Linked DNA regions of Homo sapiens: region 2 is linked to region 1. Evidence: chromatin loops called from intact Hi-C (ENCODE). Cell type or tissue: B cell. All regions are shown on one strand. Each heading gives the region's core, and the rest is flanking DNA. Links, peaks and the distances in the headings are about the cores only.

Region 1 (9,396 bases), core at 1,021-9,020:
AAAGACCTAAGCTGTAGACCAGAACTATCATAATGAGCTGTGGGTCCCTAAGCAAGTCTTTTGACTTCTCTGGTTCTCACCTTTTTCATTTGTTAGTTGCCTGATAGATTAAATTCAATGGTTTCTAAATTATTCCATAGCCCTAAACACTGCCTATATGATTTAGAATAAGCTAAACATTTAAATAGTAATAGAAGTTTGTAGTCATATATTTGCTCCTAAAATCAAGTTAGTCAGATATATGACTTACGTGATGTCAAATTGGGTCAAGAAAACAAACCTAGGTTATAGCTCTTATCTTAGAAAACATGACGTGTGTTTTAAGGACACATGTTGGGAGAAGTTTGCATGGCCAATACCAGATGAGCACAGCCAAGATGCAGAATGACTGGAGAACACTATATGATCCTGAACCATCAAAGGAAGATTAAATTATGGTTAGTAGACTGTAATTAACTCAAGGCAAAAGCTAGTGTACTTTTGAAAATAAATTACCACCAGATGTTTAACAAAAAATGATTTTCTCTGTGGTCTTTACCTAACCATAAGATTGTATTAACTAGAACACCTTATTCCCCAAGCATCCTCATGAACCAACATTCCATCACACAAAATAAAGTATATATAATCATAGAGAAACCGGAATGGTAGAGTCTTGTATTTTTATTTCATCTGACAAATGTATTTGTCTCTAAATCTAACATTGATAACTGTGCATTTCTGTATATTAGCATATATAGTTTTATTTAAATATTAAGTTCAGTGTCGTTACATCTAGAAAGCCTTTTCTAACTTTCCAGAAAGGAGTGACCATTCCCTCTTGTAATCTCCTTTGTAATCTGTTTATATTTATGTCATTTGTTGAACTAATTCACAAATATCTCCCCGCTGAAGCTCTGAGCTCTTCGTTTGTTTGTTTGTTTTGTTTGTTTGTTTGTTGTTGTTGTTTTTCGAGATGGAGTCTTGCTCTGTTACCCAGACTGGAGTGCAGTGGTGTGATCTTGGCTCACTGCAACCTCTGCTTCCCGGGTTCAAGAGATTTTCCTGCCTCAGCCTCCTGAGTAGTTGGGATTACAGGTTCCAGCCACCACACCCGGCTAATTTTTGTATTTTTAGTAGAAACAGGGTTTCACCATGTTGGCTAGGCTGGTCTTGAAGTCGTGACCTCAAGTGAGCTGCCCGCCTGGGCCTCCCAAAGTGCTGGGATTACAGGTGTGAGCCACCATACCCAGCCAGCTCTGTGCTCTTAAATGCAATGCTTGTCTTTTCTTTTTCTGTATTGTGTAAATACAGCCCATTTCTGGCATATCGTAGGCATTCAGTAAATGTCTTTTTTTTGAGGGGGGGATTTTTTTTTATTATACTTTAAGTTTTAGGGTACATGTGCACAATGTGCAGGTTTGTTACATATGTATACATGTGCCATATTGGTGTGCTGCACCCATTAACTCGTCATTTAACATTAGGTATAAGTAAATGTCTTAAAGTATCATAGAATAATCAGAAATCCTATTTAAAGAGGCCTAAGTTACAATCTCTAATGCACATGTATCTGCTTTTTTTGTTTGTTTTCACTAGTTTTAATTTACACAATGCTTTGTTTCCTATCTTTTCTGTGCTCCTGCACTACCTGCTGAGAATCAGCAATAGACCATATGTAGCTTTGGTGTCATTTTTATGGGCAGTTTCTGGCTAATTTGGACTCAGTTTGCCCCAGCCTCCTATTATGAAAACTCTGTGGGAATCCTTCCTTCCATGCACCTTCTTGACTTTTCAAAACCTTCTACATTGTTGTCCCAGTAATGAATTGCCCCATGTTCCAAAACTACTATGTTTCTCTTTTCCTAGTCATGTCCCTTTAATATGTTTTCTTTTTTACATTTCAACCCCAACCTCATCCATTACCTTTATATCAAAAATATTTCTGAAGATCTAAGCTTATAGTCATCATCCTGTCAATGTATGTGTGTGTGTGTATGTGTGTTGTCTATCCTGTACCTGCCTTCTCTAGTCCTTCGCAGCCTCTTCTTCCTTTGCCACTTTACGCACTCCAGAGTGGAACAATGGGCCCATTTAGAGTCTTTTTTTTTTTTTTTTTGTAGAGAGGAAAAGATGCCTCTACAAAAAGCTTGTGAAATTGATGGATTATATCTTGAACATTGATATCTCTTTCAGTGCTCTTCTCCCATCTTTAGTCACTACTTTTGAATCTTTTCTATTCCCTACTATAAGAGTAAAGTGTCTCTTCTCTAGTGAAGAGTAGTGTTCATTCTTTTAAACATGTAATACTTAAACACTCTTTTTACTGAGAAATAAAACTATCATATCTTGTTTCCAGTTTCTATTTGCCATTTTTCCATTGAGTTTATAAGAATTATTTTCATTGATGTTGTTTTTATTTATTTATTTATTTATTTTTGAGACGGGGTCTCACTCTATCCCCCAGACTGGTGCAATTATAGCTCACTGCAGCGCCAAACTCCTGGGTTCAAATGATCTTCTTACCTCAGCCTCCCAAGCAGCTGGGACTACAGATGTGCACCACCACACCTGCTTAAATTTTTTTTTATAGAGATAGGGTCTTGCTTTGTTGCCCAGACTGGTCTCAACCTCCTGGTCTTAAGCAATCCTCCCAAAGTGCTGGGATTACAGGTGTGAGCCACTACATCCAGCCAATAATTATTGTTTTTAATTATGACAATGCTCATCTAAAGTGTAACTGGTTTACCTTATCAGCTCTTCTCCTAAAATTGTGATATAGTGTGTATTTATTTAACCTCAGAAAAAACAAGGGTGATGGGAGGTACTTGAGAGTTCTGCCAATGAAACCTTCACCTCTTGCTAGATTCATGTAAGAGTCATATTAAAGCATTAACTGTAACTTGTTTTGAAACAATTTGGAAAAGTAGAGAATGGAAAAAGACAACCCCACTAACAATGGGTATTTTTAAAATGTCTATCTTATCTGTCATCTATGAATCAGTAGCTTGACTCTTGCTTAGCTTAATAGTAATAACCTATAAGCATCCAACAACAAGTAACTAATGCCAAGGATTTTTTTTCTTCTAAGAATGGGAAGGCTGAGAAACCACTGGGATAGAAACAGTAATACTCAAATCTTCCAAGTGTTTATTACAAATAGGAGATGGAGGATTGGAAAATATTTTCAAGGGTCTCTTCCATTAACCTGCAGGTTGACAGAAAAACCATCTTGTATGTGGTGAAGTGAAATATAATTTTTACCTCATATTTAGGAAGGAATTTTAAATGACCTTTGGATTTTTATCAAGATTCATTAGCACTATTTCTGAAAACTTGTTTGTTTTATTAAATATTAAGGTTTCATTGCCTGTTAAGTTCTTATGAAGCTAATAACCTAAAAGCAAAGTTAAAGAAATAATCATCTTTCCTCCTTTAGTCCATTTCTTTAATAGCATACTATGTAAACTGTTGATTTCTTGAGAATAAGAGCATGAGTTGTCATAGTACATTCTCAAGAGCTGTTTGATGAAAGGATTTTCTTTTATTTTGATGGAGAAATAAAGACACAAAAACTCACTTAAAATTAATGCAAAAAATAAATTTCTGAGATGGCATCTCCATATCTCCATTTCAATAAGAACAATAACCAAGTCCCATGTAGAGGCCATTACTGATTTCAATTTATAACAAAATGATTTGTGCAAAAACGCTGCAATTGATATCATATCTTTCATGCTAATATTATTTGCATCTTTGCTTTAAAATCATGCTCATCTGGAACTTTCTTTAAGGTAAGGATAAGTATAACATGATTACCATTGCTTTTCTCTTCTTCAAGAGAAACCCAAACATTTAAAAGGTCATGAGTGATGCAACAGAACCAGTTTTTGAATCCTCTTACCGGGTAAAAAGGGGGCTCTTCTGTAATCTACAATTTCAAATACATGTGCATGTCATGAAAGGAGTGTTTACCATTTCCAGTAGCCATCATCTTAGAAAGTAAGACTGGAAAAACGGAGTCAGAACTGGGAATGCTGTCCCATCAGAGCTTGTTGGGGGGCACTCACGTGCTCTGTTTTGCCTGTGGAGACTGCTGGTAGGAATGATGATTTCTGGAAGGGAAGGGAGGTTGGTGCTGGCCTACTGAAAATTAAGCTCTTCTTTTACCTTCTTGCCTCTTAATTTGGTGACTGTGAGATTACCAGTCACAGGTAGTCACTGACTACTGCAAGTTAAGGTTCCGTATAAATATCTGCATCTTTAGAACCTTGGCCCATTTATGTCTTGGATGCATTTTGCTTGGAGTACAAAATAACTCAGTGATTTCTTCTTCTTCTTTTTTTTTTTTTTTTTTTTTTTTTTTTTTTTTTTTTGAGGAATGCCATGCTTTACTTTAGCCTAGATTATAGTTTTTGTGGGTTTTTTTTGAAGTGCTTTTATTTGATTTTTTAAAACAGATGTGATATTTAGTGTGTTAAAAATATAGATATAGTTGGCCGGGCACGGTGGCTCACGCCTGTAATCCCGGCACTTTGGGAGGCCAAGGCAGGTGGATCACGAGGTCAGGAGATCGAGACCATCCTGGCTAACATGGTGAAACCCCCATCTCTACTAAAAATGCAAAAAAATTAGCTGGGCGTGGTGGTGGGTGCCTGTAGTCCCAGCTACTTGGGAGGCTGAGGCAGGAGAATGGCGTGAACCCGGGAGGCAGAGCTTGCAGTGAGCCGAGATCGCGCCACTGCACTCCAGCCTGGGTGACTGAGCAAGACTCCGTCTCAAAAAAAATAGATAGATAGATAGAGATATAGTTAATTATCTTATAGAAAATGTATATTTTTTAGGATATCATCTCTATTCCTTCTATGTTAATGAATCATGCTCTTTAGCATTGATGAAAGTTTCAATTTTGAGAATAGTAGACCTTGTCAGGTGTCACTTTGAGTGCCAGCAAACGGTTGATTTGAGGCAAGAAGAATAAAGTTTAAAAAAGAAAATAAATCTAGCATTTGCTTAATAATTTGCCCTTTGCAGCACCAGAATCTTATGTGACCACCCACATTCATCTGGTTACTGACGTGGTTCTTGCTTCAATTGCAGAAGCTATTTTTGCACCTTTTGTGTCTTTTGAGGAACCGAGTGGGCCTACTTGCTTATAATGATTCATGTCTCAAGTGCACAGGGTGTCCTGAAGTGCTACTGCAGTGGTGTGCAGAAAGGAGGGGGAAACTGAAGCAAACTACTTCCTTTAAGCACTTTGAATGTTCACATGAAGTGGTACTGCAGGAAAGCACACTTTAACTGTTATGTTTTAATGCTTTAGTTATTCTTATGGGAGTTTTGTAATAACTTGTCAGGACAAAAGGGCGATTTTTTTAAAAAAATAACAAATATACGATTATGGGTATTATAATATTATTTTTAAGTAGGTCTTTTATACTGGGAGATAAACTCTGTTAAGATTGTTGATTAATCTATTCAGATTAGGTAGTTTGATCTTCCATGCATTTCTTTGGATCATACTTGAATAAATATTAATTCCATATATGAAAAGTTCCTTTCTTCATTACTTACTAGACTTTTAAAGTCTGAATTTTGCTTTGGTTGGGTTTGGATTCCTATTTCAGAATTTAATTTTAGCACAAAGTATAACATTGCTGAAATAAACTATAGAAACAAATTTACAACAAGGTTATCTGAGACTTCATCCTGCGAGGTTTAGTTGCTAATACACCCAAAGAAGTTCTGTAGAAATCTCAGCTTTGTGGCAGAACCGTATCATGGACTACAATGACACAATTTCTAGTGCTGGTACTTGAAGTTTTAACTCTAGCATTTCACTGTTACAGGGAATTCCCTTTAATTACAAGTATTTATTCAAAAGATTTAAACTATGTTAAAAGAAAGGAAATTCTTTCCTGGGGGCAAAAAAAAAAAGCTTCTTGAGAGATCCAGTTCCAAATTTTCTTTCCTAAAGGAAGGCAGGTTCTGTGAGTGAAGAAGAATGAGCGTGCTTATTAAATTCATTACAGATGTCATCATCTTTTAAATCTTCTTATTCATCTTTTAGATTCCCAGAAGTTGTGCATGAGTTCCTGTGAGGAGAGTTGGCATCTTGGAAATCAAAGACGGTTGTGATGCAGTTTTTTGATATGAGGATAACAGGTTAATAACTAAAATTTATTTATTCTTACTCTCTTGTTACATTAAACTTGAAAAGCTGTTTTGGCCTACTATGGACTCATATATAAACTGGAGGGAGGAAACAATATATTTTCCATCTAGAGAGAAAAGTGTTGTTTTGTTGTATTTTGTTTTTCATAGTAGACTAGTCTTTTTTTTTTTTTTTTTTTTTTTTTGTGACGGAGTCTTGCTCTGTCGCTAGGCTGGAGTGCAGTGGCACAATCTTGGCTCACTGCAACCTCTGCCTCCCGAGTTCAAGTGATTCTTCTGCCTCAGCCTCCCAAGTAGCTGGGACTACAGGCACCTGCCACCATGCCCGGCTAATTTTTGTATTTTTAGTAGAGACAGGGTTTCACCATGTTGGCCAGGATGGTCTCGATCTCTTGACCTCGGCCTCCCAAAGTGCTGGGATTACAGGCGTGAGCCACTGCACCCAGCCCACCAATCTTAATTATAATTAATTATCATTGTTATAATTAAAATAGCATTATTCGACAGAATTTATTTCTGACAAAGTTTATTTTCATGTTAGACTCTACTTAGTGAATCCTAATAACTTTTGCTGTATAATGAGAAAACATCTCAGTAGAAAAGTGAAATCACAATTTAAAAAATTATTTTAAAAGGTATGACAAAATATTAAAAGCAGCATGCTGTAGCCAAAATAAGTCATAAATATCTTGACTAAATAGGCAAACTCTACAAATATATGCAATGATGCCTGCATTGCAGCCCATGTGAAAAAATATGTTTGTTTCTCATTAGGCTTTAAATATCAAATTAGATTTTAATTACATCAAATTAGAGGATGATCATCACAGTATTTTTACTTTTCTCCAAAAGTTTTCTGAATTGCTTGGCAGGATTGTATATAATAGAGTTTTCTCCATATAGACAACTTGCTCATTTTGGAGAGAACTGAGGTTGTTATGGGAATTTTTACTAAAAGAAGCCTTTATAATGAATTTGGCTCTCAGGAAGCCACCTTTTTAAAAATCATCCTGTGGAAATAAGTCTTTATTCAGCTGGACTCTGGCACTCATCACGCCTTCTTTCTTGGTAGTTCCTTTTTCCCCTCATCCCATACTCTCTGAGCATATATGCTCTGAGCGGTGGTTGGGCAATGAGTGTCTAAGTGACTCGTGGGATCAATGTTACAACTACAATGCCCCGAGATGTTCATGTATTTTTTAAAGATTTTACAACTGATCTGTGGCACTTTAATAACAAATACAATGATGTCCCTTCTAAAATGTCATTCACTAATTATTACCATAAGACACGTATTTTGTTTACAAGTGTCAAACCACAAATCCTCAACAAAAGACGAAATGTTTAGAAGTGTCATACCACCAAATCCTCAAGAAAAGACCAAGTGACCATTTACATTTTTAAAAATGTTTTATTATTAAAATGTTGGAAGTGGAGAAGCCGTGTTTGCTGCCAGTCATTGTATACCGTCATTATTTAGGATGTCATTATTTAATGCTCACTTGACTTTTGCCACCACTCAAGTAATGATTAATTTCCTGAGGTAAGGTTTTTTTCTGAGATAATGTTTTCCTAAGCAAAAGATCCCAGATTGACAACCCTGGGTACTGTAGGTCTTTATTCCTCTGCAGAGTAAGCCTGTCTTCCTGCCAATCCCACCCAGCCGTTATCCTGAAGAGACCTCTGAGGAGGTCCATCTAGGAGGCTGTTTATGTGTCTTTCCTTTGGGACCCTGTCTGGGGAAATTATTTAACTGGGTGCCAAACTTATTTGAGTGGGACTCTGAAGAGTGGCCAAAGGAGAGGGCACACTTCTAGAAGAATGCCTGCTCTTCCCTGTAATATCATTTTCTTTCGCTTCAGTTCCTTTAGTTCCATTACCACTGAAATAGCCATGCAGAGGTAATCTCTTTTTTAACATGATCCCCCTCTGAAAAGTGTGATGAGCCTGCCAGACAATGTCTGTCTTTACTGACTAGAGGACTCCTGTGGGCTGTAGCAGCATCCACAGGAAACCCAAAGTCATATCCCCTGAGTTTTATTCTCCAGTAAATTATCTTACTCCTTTCATAGCACTTAAAACCCACTAGAGAAAATTTTAACTGTGAATGCAAAACTGTATTTGGAATTCCGCTCCTTTGTTGGCAGTGGGTGCCAAAAATGACTTTGTGTGGGTTTGGTTACCATAAAAGGAAATCTCAGTGAATAAAGTGACGACTCGCTGTTTTCATATGAGAATTACTCTCATACTGCATTTTTTGATATATCAATTGATTAGGAAACCTGGTATATATTTTAATGAAATATTAGAGAATCTGAAAAATGAATTGACTCTACACAGTCATAGAGAAATACTGTAGCTATAATTAACCATATTACTATAGATCTTTATAGTTCTAAGTGGATCTCTGTTGCAGAAATTAAACTAAAATTGCAGGTAGATACAATGGTACATTTAATGACTTGTAATAATGTTATGAAGTCCAAAGAAAGTATTTTCCTGACTTAATGATTCATTTAATGTAGATTTCCTTATCTAACATACTTTTAAAAATGTTTTGTTATCTATAAGCATTTTTATACATTTTAGTAATAAAATGTAAGCTCAAGAATTTATGCCATTTGGAAGAGTTAAGTTGCTTAGTAAAAGTGTCACCTAACAAAACAAGACAAATGCCATTATCTAATCTTGAAAACCCTATTGTTTTTAAAGTGAATTTATTTTCCTCAGTATAACATGAGTGGAGTAGCAGAGAAACTTTCAAACCCTCCCAAATCCTGCTTGTTTTTAAAGAGAAAGTCATGCCATGTTCAGTAATAGATTATGATGCACACAATTTCCATTGCAGAATCTTTTCAGTTTCCAGGATAAAGCAGCTGTAGAAAAGTGACAAATACAAATAGTCCATATTTTTAATGGTTCATAAATATGATCAATAAATTCTAAAAGAAGCCATCGCTCACTTTCTCTCCCACCTACCTTTCTTTATATGTCTCAGAAACTCCAAGAAGAGACGTGATTTTATGGATAGCAGTTAGTCAAAGGCTCCCCAAGGATAGTGTTGGAGAGAAAAAGACATCCTCAAACATGTTTCAAATCAAATGTGAAAGTTCATGTGAAATAAGCATGATTTCTAGTTCCCTAATAAGCCTTTCACTGAAGTGAAAAACTAGACATTGTGGATCAGAGGAGGGGTCCCTGTAGTGCTGGGACCTCCAGCTTAGGCACAAAGATGGAAGCTCT
Region 2 (9,396 bases), core at 701-8,700, 130 kb before region 1:
CAATATTAAACTATAAAGCTCTGAAACTGGCGAAGAAAACAACTATCAGGAAGAGAGCAGAGAATATTTTGTATATTTCACATAAAGGGCATTTAACAGTATTGTTTTCTAATTTTACTTTCATTTCAATCTGTTTCATTAAAAAAGAAAGTTGAGGTGACTTGCCTCAAAGGTCTGTATAATTTTTGAGGCTTCTTTCTGCTTGTGTTTTTGTAACTGTAAAATAAGAACACACTGAAAATATACTGGAATTAAGAAAGCCAGTGTGAGTAAATGAAAATGTCATTAAATTTGGTAGAGAAATGGACAGATGGGTAACTTGAAGTTAATAAAGACATAAAAATCAAAGCAGAGGAATGTATTTTAAGAATAAAACAATCTAAATTGCATGACTTAAAAGTAAAATAATAGGTAGGGAATTATGTATTATAAAGAAACATGAATGTGTTAACTACAGGTGTTAATATTTAAAAAATTATAGTGGGAATGATTTGAGACTTCAGACTTGGTTACATGGCTTTTATGACATCACTTTTTCTAAATTACTGGAACCTGTGTTTGTTTTTACATTGTTTTGTCATGAGAAAATACATTTATATAACTTAAGGCTCTTTTCTTCATTTATTTCACCTTGTCTTCAAAAAATTACATGAACATGTTAATTCCCTAAAAGTGAAAGAACATTATGTTTTTTATTGGTGAATAAGAAGTTGTTATGGAGTGCTCTATTTTTACAGCTGTGCTTCAGGGTATCACGTTCTGAAGAGGTCAGCTTGGCATGATCTCATGGGCATGAATCTTGGGGAGACAATTCTGAAACAGCCACAGGCCTGCAGCGTCGCAAAGCCAGGGCAGAACATCCAGATGCTGTCGTTAGGAGGCACGCGGTCTGTTAAAGCTTTAGGGTGGAAGACCCAGGAGGATGCAGCTAGAAGAATGCCGCATCCACATTCGTGGCAACTCTCTGGGTGCTGTTGTAATTTTAACTCTTGAGTTCGTTTAATAGAAAAAAATAAATAGGGCTGTGAGCGATGGCTCAGGCCTTTAATCTCAGCACTTTGGGAGGCCGAGGCAGGCGGATCACCTGAGGTCAGGACTTTGAGACCAGCCTGGCCAAAATGGCGAAACCCGGTCTCTATTGATAAATAAATAAAAGTAAATAAAATAAATAGGGAAAAATAAATAGGGAGGCAAAGAGGAAAGGGTTTAAGGAAAAAGGTATTGAGACTGAAGTAGAGAGACTGTTGTAGTTTCATTTCATGGCTCACATTGTTCTTGTTAAAATTACAGACGCTCCGGGCATGATGGCTCACGTCTATAATCCCAGCACTTTGGGAGGCCAAGGTGGGTGGATTGCTTGAGGTCAGAAGTTTGAAACCAGCCTGGCCAACATGGCAAAACCTGTCTACTAAAAATGCAAAAATCAGCCAGGCGTGGTGGTGCATGCCTGTAATCCCAGCTACTCGAGAGGCTGAAGCAGGAGAACTGCTTGAACCCAGGAGGCGGAGCTTGCAGTGAGCCAAGGTTGCTCCACTGCGCTGTAGCCTGGGCAACAGAGCAAGACTCTATCTCAAAAAAAAAAAATTACAGAAGCATATTATGATTTTGAGAAGGTGTGTGAAGCTACTTTCTTTATCTGATAAGAGCAGAATTTCTGTGTCTAATACTCAGATATGATTATTTGGGATATGGATTAGCTTTGCTGTCTTTACTTTGGACTCCTCTGTATCAAGGTTGGTGGTAGTTGAGTACATGTGTGATTGGAAGTTGTTTATAAGATTCTTATTTAATGAAATAAGTTAGGAAATACTAATGTTTTCCCATCATTTAGAAATATGTGTTATATTTTTTATCATCACTGTTAATGAGAATAAAATTTGTTATTTGGAATCCACATGCACTCAGAATTGTTGCCACTTGCAGCGCATGTAGTGTCACGTGGATGTCATTCATACCTGTTGCTTCTGCTGCGGTGGCTGTCACTGTCCCTATGCAGAGCTGTACCAAGATCTGCACTCAGAAAATTTTGAGGAAAATTGTTTAATAGGGTTGGAGTGATATAACCTTTGTTTTCATTATTCATGTATTCTGTTTTTCATATCAAGTAGGTTGATGATCCTGGAGAAGAGAGAATTAGTGATAAAACCAACAGTACATCACATACGAAACTGTTAGTAAAATTTTATTTACTTGTTTTTGGACTATTGGAATAAGAGTAGCAAAGAAGTTATCAACTAATCACCTTTGAAATTTTGGATGAGTGACATAAGTTAATAATTGCTTATGGCAGCATAATTATTAACAGTACAATATTAGAAGAAGTGCATTTAAAATATAGTTAACATACAGTAAACCAGCCTGTCACATTTATAGTATGTCCATTATGCTACAGTAGAAGCCTTAGGAAAATTAAATACTGTATGTATCTTTCTAGAGAAATAATTTCCATCATAATATGGTATACAATTAAAACAGTAGTTTCTTTCAATATGTAAAGGATATTTGCTTACTGTTGATTATTTAACAAATACTTATTGAGTAGCTGTTAGGTGCTGGATGCTGATCTGAGAGCTGGGGATACAGCAGGAACAAAGAGTTTCAGTCCTCATTGGAGGACCCTAATCCATATTAATCTGACAATCATACAGCTGTAGAATTATAAATTAGTTGATAACTTCTTTCCTACTCTTATAATTATAAATTATGCTTTTAAGGTGCCAGGAGAGAGGAGAACAGGAGAGCTTCATCTCTTTGATGAAGTCAGGGAAAGATTTTTCTGAGAAACGGATGTCTTGAGCCCAAATTGACTAATGGGGAGCATTAAATAAGTGAAGGGGTTGGTGGATTCTCCAGGTGGAGGGAACAGCTAGGGCACAGGACCTGTGATCAGTGGGATCATGGTTCTAATCAAAGGCGTAAAGGAACACTGCTGTGGCTGGAGCACCAAGAACAAGGGAGCTGCACAGGGCTTGGTCCACACAGGGTCTTATAAACTCAGTTTAGGATTTTGGTCTTCATCCCAACTTGAATGGAAACCCATAGAAGTTGTTCAGACATGGGGATGAAAGGATTAGATTTGCATTTTGAAATTTACTTGGACTATGTAGTTGAGCTTTGCATGGTGAACAAATTGGAGGGTGGCAAGATTGGATCTAGAACTAGTCAAGAGATTACTGCAGTAAACCAGGGAGTAGATGACTACACTAGACTAATCCACTACAGTGAATTAAAGAGGTAGAGGTGGAGACCAGAGAAAGATTGGTGAGATTTGAGAGATTTCCAGGAGGAGAAATAGATAGGGCTTGATAGTACCTGTAGAGAGTGAAGGAGAGGACGTAGCCTAGAATGAGTCCTAAGTGTGTGGTCTGCATGCCTGAATGGGCAGAGGCACAATTTATTGGGATGGGGCTCACTAAGGGGAAAGCCAGGTTTAAGAAAGTGGTGACTTTTGTTTTTGGATTTGTTGAGTTTAAAGCGGCTTTGAATTATCTAAATGGAGATGCCAAGTAGTCAGTTGATCATAGGAGTCTGGAGGAAGGGGTGGTCTGGAGATGGAAGTGGGTGTCCTTAATGTATAGATGGTGTCTGAGTTGTAGTGGATGAGAGGGTGTAAAGAGAACAGAGACGAAAAGAGAGTGTGGGGCTAACTCTGGAGAAACCCTAACTTTTACAGGCCTGATTCAAGGGAGTGATGCCACCAAGATTAAGAAAGGCTGGCTAGAGGTCCATAATAAAAGAGAGTCCAGTGTCATAGCATCTATGTGAGGAGAGGTGCAATAGAGATTTTGCCAGGGCTGCTGTGATAAAGTCCCACATGCTGGGTGGCTGAAAACAAAAGACATCTATTGTCTCACAGTTCTGGAGGCTGCAAGTGTGAAGCCAAGGTGTCAGCAGGGTTAGCTCTTCTGAGGGCTGTGAGGGGAAATCTGTTCTGTGCCTCTCTCCCAGCCTCTGGCCATGGTTTGCAATCCTAGTTGTTCCTGGGCTCCTCATTACTGTAGTCTCTGCCTCAGTCTTCATGTAGTGTTCGCCATTTCTGTCATGTTGGATAAGGGGCCCACCCTACTACAGTGTGATGTCATCCTAACTAATTACATCTGCAAGGACCTTATTTCCAAACAAGGCTGCATTCTGAGGTATGGAAGTTAGAACTTCAATGTTTCTTTTTGGGGGGCCACAATTCCACACATAACAAGAGGATTCAAGCAGATTTCCCTCTTGCGTAAGGCTCTCCAGGGGAAGCAGTGACAATCATGACCCAGTTCCCATTCTTACACAATATTTTAATATTATTGTGTCCAGTGAGGTTCAAATTAAGTGTTTAATGGTAGCTGAGGTAAATGTAAGGAGTAGGAATAGAAAGAAGATTAAATGGGGGAGAAATAGTGGGGAAAAACAGTTCTTAGAGGAGATGAAATTTGAATTGGGCCTTAAAAGAAGGGGCTCAGGATTTAAATTTGTGGAAAGTTGAGGTAGAAAGGGCATTACCGGAGAAGAAAACCTGCATGAAGTCTTCATCTGGAAAAATATTCAAAGCCTTCAAAAAGTAGGAATCTGCTCTTTGTCACTTAGCATAAAAGAACCATGTTCTTGCTGGTTTCCCTTTGTATGGAAAGAATATTAGATATTTATGTTTGATGAAGAGACTTTTGGCATGAGTAAGGCTGGGTTGTGCATTCAATTGATTTAGTTAACAATTATTTATTATGTACCAACTACTATGCACCAAGGGCTGGGGATACATCAGGTTTTGAATAGTCATTTAACCTCTCCCTGCAACACTTCTGCATCAGCCATCATTTTAACACACAGTTTATGAGTAAAAATGTGTTGATTGTCTGTTATGACTCTGCCCATTTTCAGAGTCATAAATTTAATAGTGACTAATAATTACTGAGCAGCTTACTCAAGACCAACCGCTATTCTAAATACTTGACCTAAATTAACTAATTTAATCTTTATCGATACTTTATAAAGTAGGCTCCAAATTTCATAGACTCTAAGGTATCATCGGTTGTAAGATGGCATTTGATGTACCTCTAAGAAAGGAAAACAAAGATTCCAATTTTTTTTGAAAGATGCCATCCATAGTAAGACACATTCTGATTTCAAAAATGTTAAAATATGAAAAAAAAGCTTATGTCTTAGAATTGGTAGACCACTTAAATTTGATGGCACATGATAACTGTGGCTGACATGTGAGAAAATGGGGGCACCAAGAAGGGTCAGTTGCTTGCCCACGGTTACCTACGGATACGCAGTGTTAGCTCAGGTTCTGCTTCAAGGGGCTGCTGCCAGAGCCCATCCCCAGTACTATGACTGCAATCTCCAAGCACATCTCAGGCACTTTTTTTTTTTTCATATACTGAGAGCCTGATAATATTTCAGGGCTCTAACCTGACTGAGTTTTGCGGTACACTGTGGTGGGAGAGACACGTGCAAACGTGCAACTTGCTGCTGGTGATCCGGCTGATCAGGGACTTTGCTGGGCCAGTCTTTAATTTACTACTTTTTATCAATCTGGAATGTTGACGATGAAGAAATGCCACAATGGTGAGCCACGAGATGGCGTGGAGGTGAGGATGGGGCAAGAGTGGGTGACTTTTCTTGTGGAAAGTGATGCATCTTTGGCCCTGTTCTAAGTTTCACTTCCTCTGAAGGCCACATTCAGCACCCCCTGCAGTCGACTGTGCTCTCTGTGATTGTCATCAGTTGTGCTCTCACCACGTTACTTGGTTTCATTTCCCGTGTTTTACCTTTCCTCTGGTCTATGGTGGCCCTGTAGACACCTCTTTCTTCCAAGGCTTGTGGGAAAGTGCCTAGAAACTTAGTTAAGTATGGCAATTAGATACTTAGTTAAGTATGGCATTGAAGCTGGCAAAAGAAAGCAGTGAGCAGTGAAGTACCAGTGTGATAACTCTTCAATCCTTTTTAGTATTTTCTGTCTTCATGGGGACAGCCAGTGTGCCCTGATCCATGGGTTTTCCCCCTCAAACTGGTTTATTGAAAAAATCAGATATTGTTCATACTTCAGGTACTTTGAAACTATCCAAATGATAGCATGAAGGAAATGTACGTTTTTCGTGTTTCAGAAGTCGTCAGAGTGAAAGTAGAAGTTCTCATTAGCATCCCAAGGCTTGAGTTTTTGAAGATGTTGTAACAGCATGAGTAAGAAATGAATTGATACAACTTTTTGACAAGCTCATCCTAAGCTAAGCAGTTCGGTTCCCATAGGTCACCATGAGTCCTGGTTTTGTCTCCCTGCTGTGGTAAGGGGCCATCCTCTGTGTGCTGGCTGATGACAGTCTTAGTCTCCTCGTCTGTAAATTGGGGATAACAATACCTCCAATACAGCCCAGTGCTTTTCTGATTTATGTCTGCTAAGTACATTTTCATACCCACTTCTAAAATCATTTGATTTTTTCTTCTCCTTATAAATGTGCAGCACAAGCAATAATTCCACCTAAGCATCTACCTCGTAGGAATGATCACAAAACCTTACCATTCTTTAAACTCACAGTCTCCAACCTTTTTGGCACCAGGAACCAGTTTCATGGAGGAGAATTTTTCCATGGTGTGGGGATGGTGGATGGTTTCCGGATGAAACAGTTCCACCTCAGATCATCAGACATTAGATTGTCATAAGGAGCATGCAACCTAGATCCCTCGCATGCGCGGTTCACAGTCGGTTTCACGCTCCTATGAGAATCTAATGCTACCGCTGCTCTGATAGGAGGTGGAGCTCAGGCAGTAATGCTCGCTTGCCCACCACTCACCTGGTGCTGTGCGACGCGGTTCCTAAAAGGCCATGGACCATTACTGGTAACTGAACATGACCCACTGGCCTTGAGAAGCTGACTGTAGAGGAGATGGATGTGCACGTAGCTATCAAGCCAGGATGAAAACAGCCACGAGAAGAGAGGTGTGATGAGGAGAAGGGGGAAGGGATTTCTGAGGAGAAATATATGAATTCTACTAGAGGGGCTTGAGAAGCCTTAGTGGGAGGGACAAAAGTTCGATCACTGTTATTAGCATGTGTTTGGAACTAGATGTAAATAACAATGGTTGTATACACTGAGGCCTGAAGTTGTCTTTTCAGAAAGACTGACACTCTGGAGCAGTGCTCTCCAATTGAACTGCATTGGCCAATATGGTAGCCACTAAACACAAGTGGCTTTGGGGTACTTGAAATGTGGCCGTGCAGCTGAGGAACTAATTTTTAAATTTTATTTAATGCTAATTTTATATTTAAACCTAAGCAGCCACATATGGCTAGTGCCTACCATACTGGATAGCACAGCCAGAGGAAACCTGCTGTCACTAACCCAGTATGGAGATTTCAGATAATTATCTTGATCACAAATCAAATCACAAAGTCAGAGACTTTGATTGGCTTTTGCTTTTCAGTATCATTAGCCATAAGTACTAGCACTGAAACATCCATTAGACACTAAAATACAGTAACTCATTAATTATGAAATGATGAGCGGTCAGTTAAATTAGTCAGTGATACCCTCGACACACACACTCATGCATAGATCTACATGCATGCACACATATCATGCACACATACGCATCACAGACACACAAACACTCACACACATTTCCCCTGATTGTTTCTTGAACTGGACAGAGGGAGAAATATGTTTTTGAATGGCTTGTTGTCTCATTTCTGAGACAGTGAATTAATGATCCTTCTCCTGGGAGCAGTGTCAGGCTGAGCAAAGAGTCCCTGATGGAAGGAAAGGACCAGCTTTGTCCTATAATAAGAACCCTGCAAAAAAGGGTCTCAGATGATTCTTAGTCTCCTCGTCTGTAAATCTGGGGATAACAATACCTCCTCTGTCTGCCTCAAAAGATAATATATGTTTATAAAACCTTCTTTTCAGGGAGGTTTTCCCAAACCAATATCTCATCTTTTTAATAAGCCTGCAGGACACTTCTCTTTCTGTGTTGACTATGGTACCAAGAGATATGATTATACATATTTTCTCCTTGATCTTAAATGCCCTATGGCAATCATCACACCTTTTTAGAGACCCACTTGAAAATTGCTATGTTTAAATTCTGCCCCAAACTTGTTTTAGAATTCTTCCTTTCTGAATCCCAACTGTATTCTGTTCAGTCCTAGGCTCTGCCCCTCTCAGCACGTTTGTCCTCTATTCACTGGGCTCCCCTGAAATGTTGTTTGTGCTTATTTTTAAGTTTTTTTTTTTTTTTTTTTTTAATGTGTTTGTGCTTTGTCTTCCATATTAAAGTGGAAACTCTCTGGGTAGAGGTGACCTTTAAACTTTATTGTCTTGAACTTTTTAAACTTAATTTTATCCAGTGCATTGCAGAGGGTGGCATTCATTAAATTTTGCAGACTGGTAGTAAAATAGAGGACTTGAGTCTTTAGGGCTCAGACTGACATTTTCAATGTGTACTCTTTGGTTATTTAGATCAGTGGATTCAAGCTGTATCATGCACGATGGTCTTTCAAGGAGCGTTAAAAAATTCAGGCCCCCATGCTCTACGCATGTGATTCACTAGGTCTGAGGTGAGGCACAGGGAACCTTAATGTTAAGAGGTAAATTAGGTAATTCTGCTGCCGGTGATCTGAGAACTACTCTTTGAGAAACAGTGGTTTATATATTAAGATACCATTTCTATGGACTGTACTTAAAGAAGACTTTTCTGGCAGTAGGGATCTTGCTTCTAAGCAGAAGTGTAGGTTTGTTGTTGTTGTTGTTGTTTTGTTTTGTTTATCTTTATTTTTATTTTTTGAGACGTAGTCTCGCTGTGTCACCAGGCTGGATTGCAGTGGCACAATCTTGGCTCACTGCAACCTCTGCCTGCCGGGTTCAAACAATTCTCCTGCCTCAGCCTCTCATATAGCTGGGACTACAGGCATGCGCCACCACACCCAGCTAATTTTTGTGTTTTTTAGTAGAGATGGGGTTTCACCATGTTGGCCAGGATGGTCTCAATCTCTTGACCTCGTGATCTGCCTGCCTCAGCCTCCCAAAGTGCTGGGATTACAGGCGCAAGCCACCATGCCTGGCCTGTTTTGTTTATTTTAGAAGAGAATGAGAGAAGAGTGGGAAATTTTGTTGGTAAAACATTTCTTTAAATTATCTTCTTAAATGGGTGGCATGGTCAGTTGGGTAATAGAAATATCTCATCAGAAAGAAACGGATAATGCATGAAATGATTTTATCAAACTGCAATGGTAGAAAATACCTATTCAGCCTTCACTCAGAGCTTGTTTGTCCTTATTTTAGGCTTAGTTTTAATAGGCTTGATGATCTGATTGGCTAGAGATTAGGAGCAGTATATGGAAGTCAAACATTGTCACTGGTAAAGGATGGCATGTTGACTGCAAATGTAATCACTGACAGCCTGAAAGTGAAGAAG

The links. A loop is a pair of places that touch in the nucleus more often than their neighbours do. Peaks named below come from ENCODE experiments on the same cell type or tissue, not always from the same donor. Only the 100,000 strongest peaks of a DNase experiment are listed, where the experiment ranks them.
Region 2: it touches region 1 in a loop (1.8-fold over the local background); 2 of 110 quality-filtered maps call a loop at or near these places.

What each region holds. Positions count from the first base shown.
Region 1 is chr6:142,780,269-142,789,664 of GRCh38, reverse strand. HIVEP2 (HIVEP zinc finger 2) reads left to right here. Exons shown (of 10, transcript NM_006734.4): 3 at 6,050-6,144. Among named protein-coding and RNA genes, the nearest start is that of HIVEP2, 160 kb to the left of the region's middle. In B cell, for the core only: no CTCF peak of the experiment used is centred there; a DNase peak (open chromatin) is centred at 5,134; H3K27ac peaks cover 1,769 bases.
Region 2 is chr6:142,909,970-142,919,365 of GRCh38, reverse strand. All of the region lies in intron 1 of HIVEP2 (HIVEP zinc finger 2), which reads left to right. Among named protein-coding and RNA genes, the nearest start is that of HIVEP2, 31 kb to the left of the region's middle. RefSeq lists enhancers at 5,364-5,453, 5,474-5,553, 5,784-5,853, 6,486-7,342. In B cell, for the core only: CTCF peaks have their summits at 5,370 and 5,571 (motif pointing right); a DNase peak (open chromatin) is centred at 5,675; H3K4me3 peaks cover 885 bases; H3K27ac peaks cover 3,589 bases.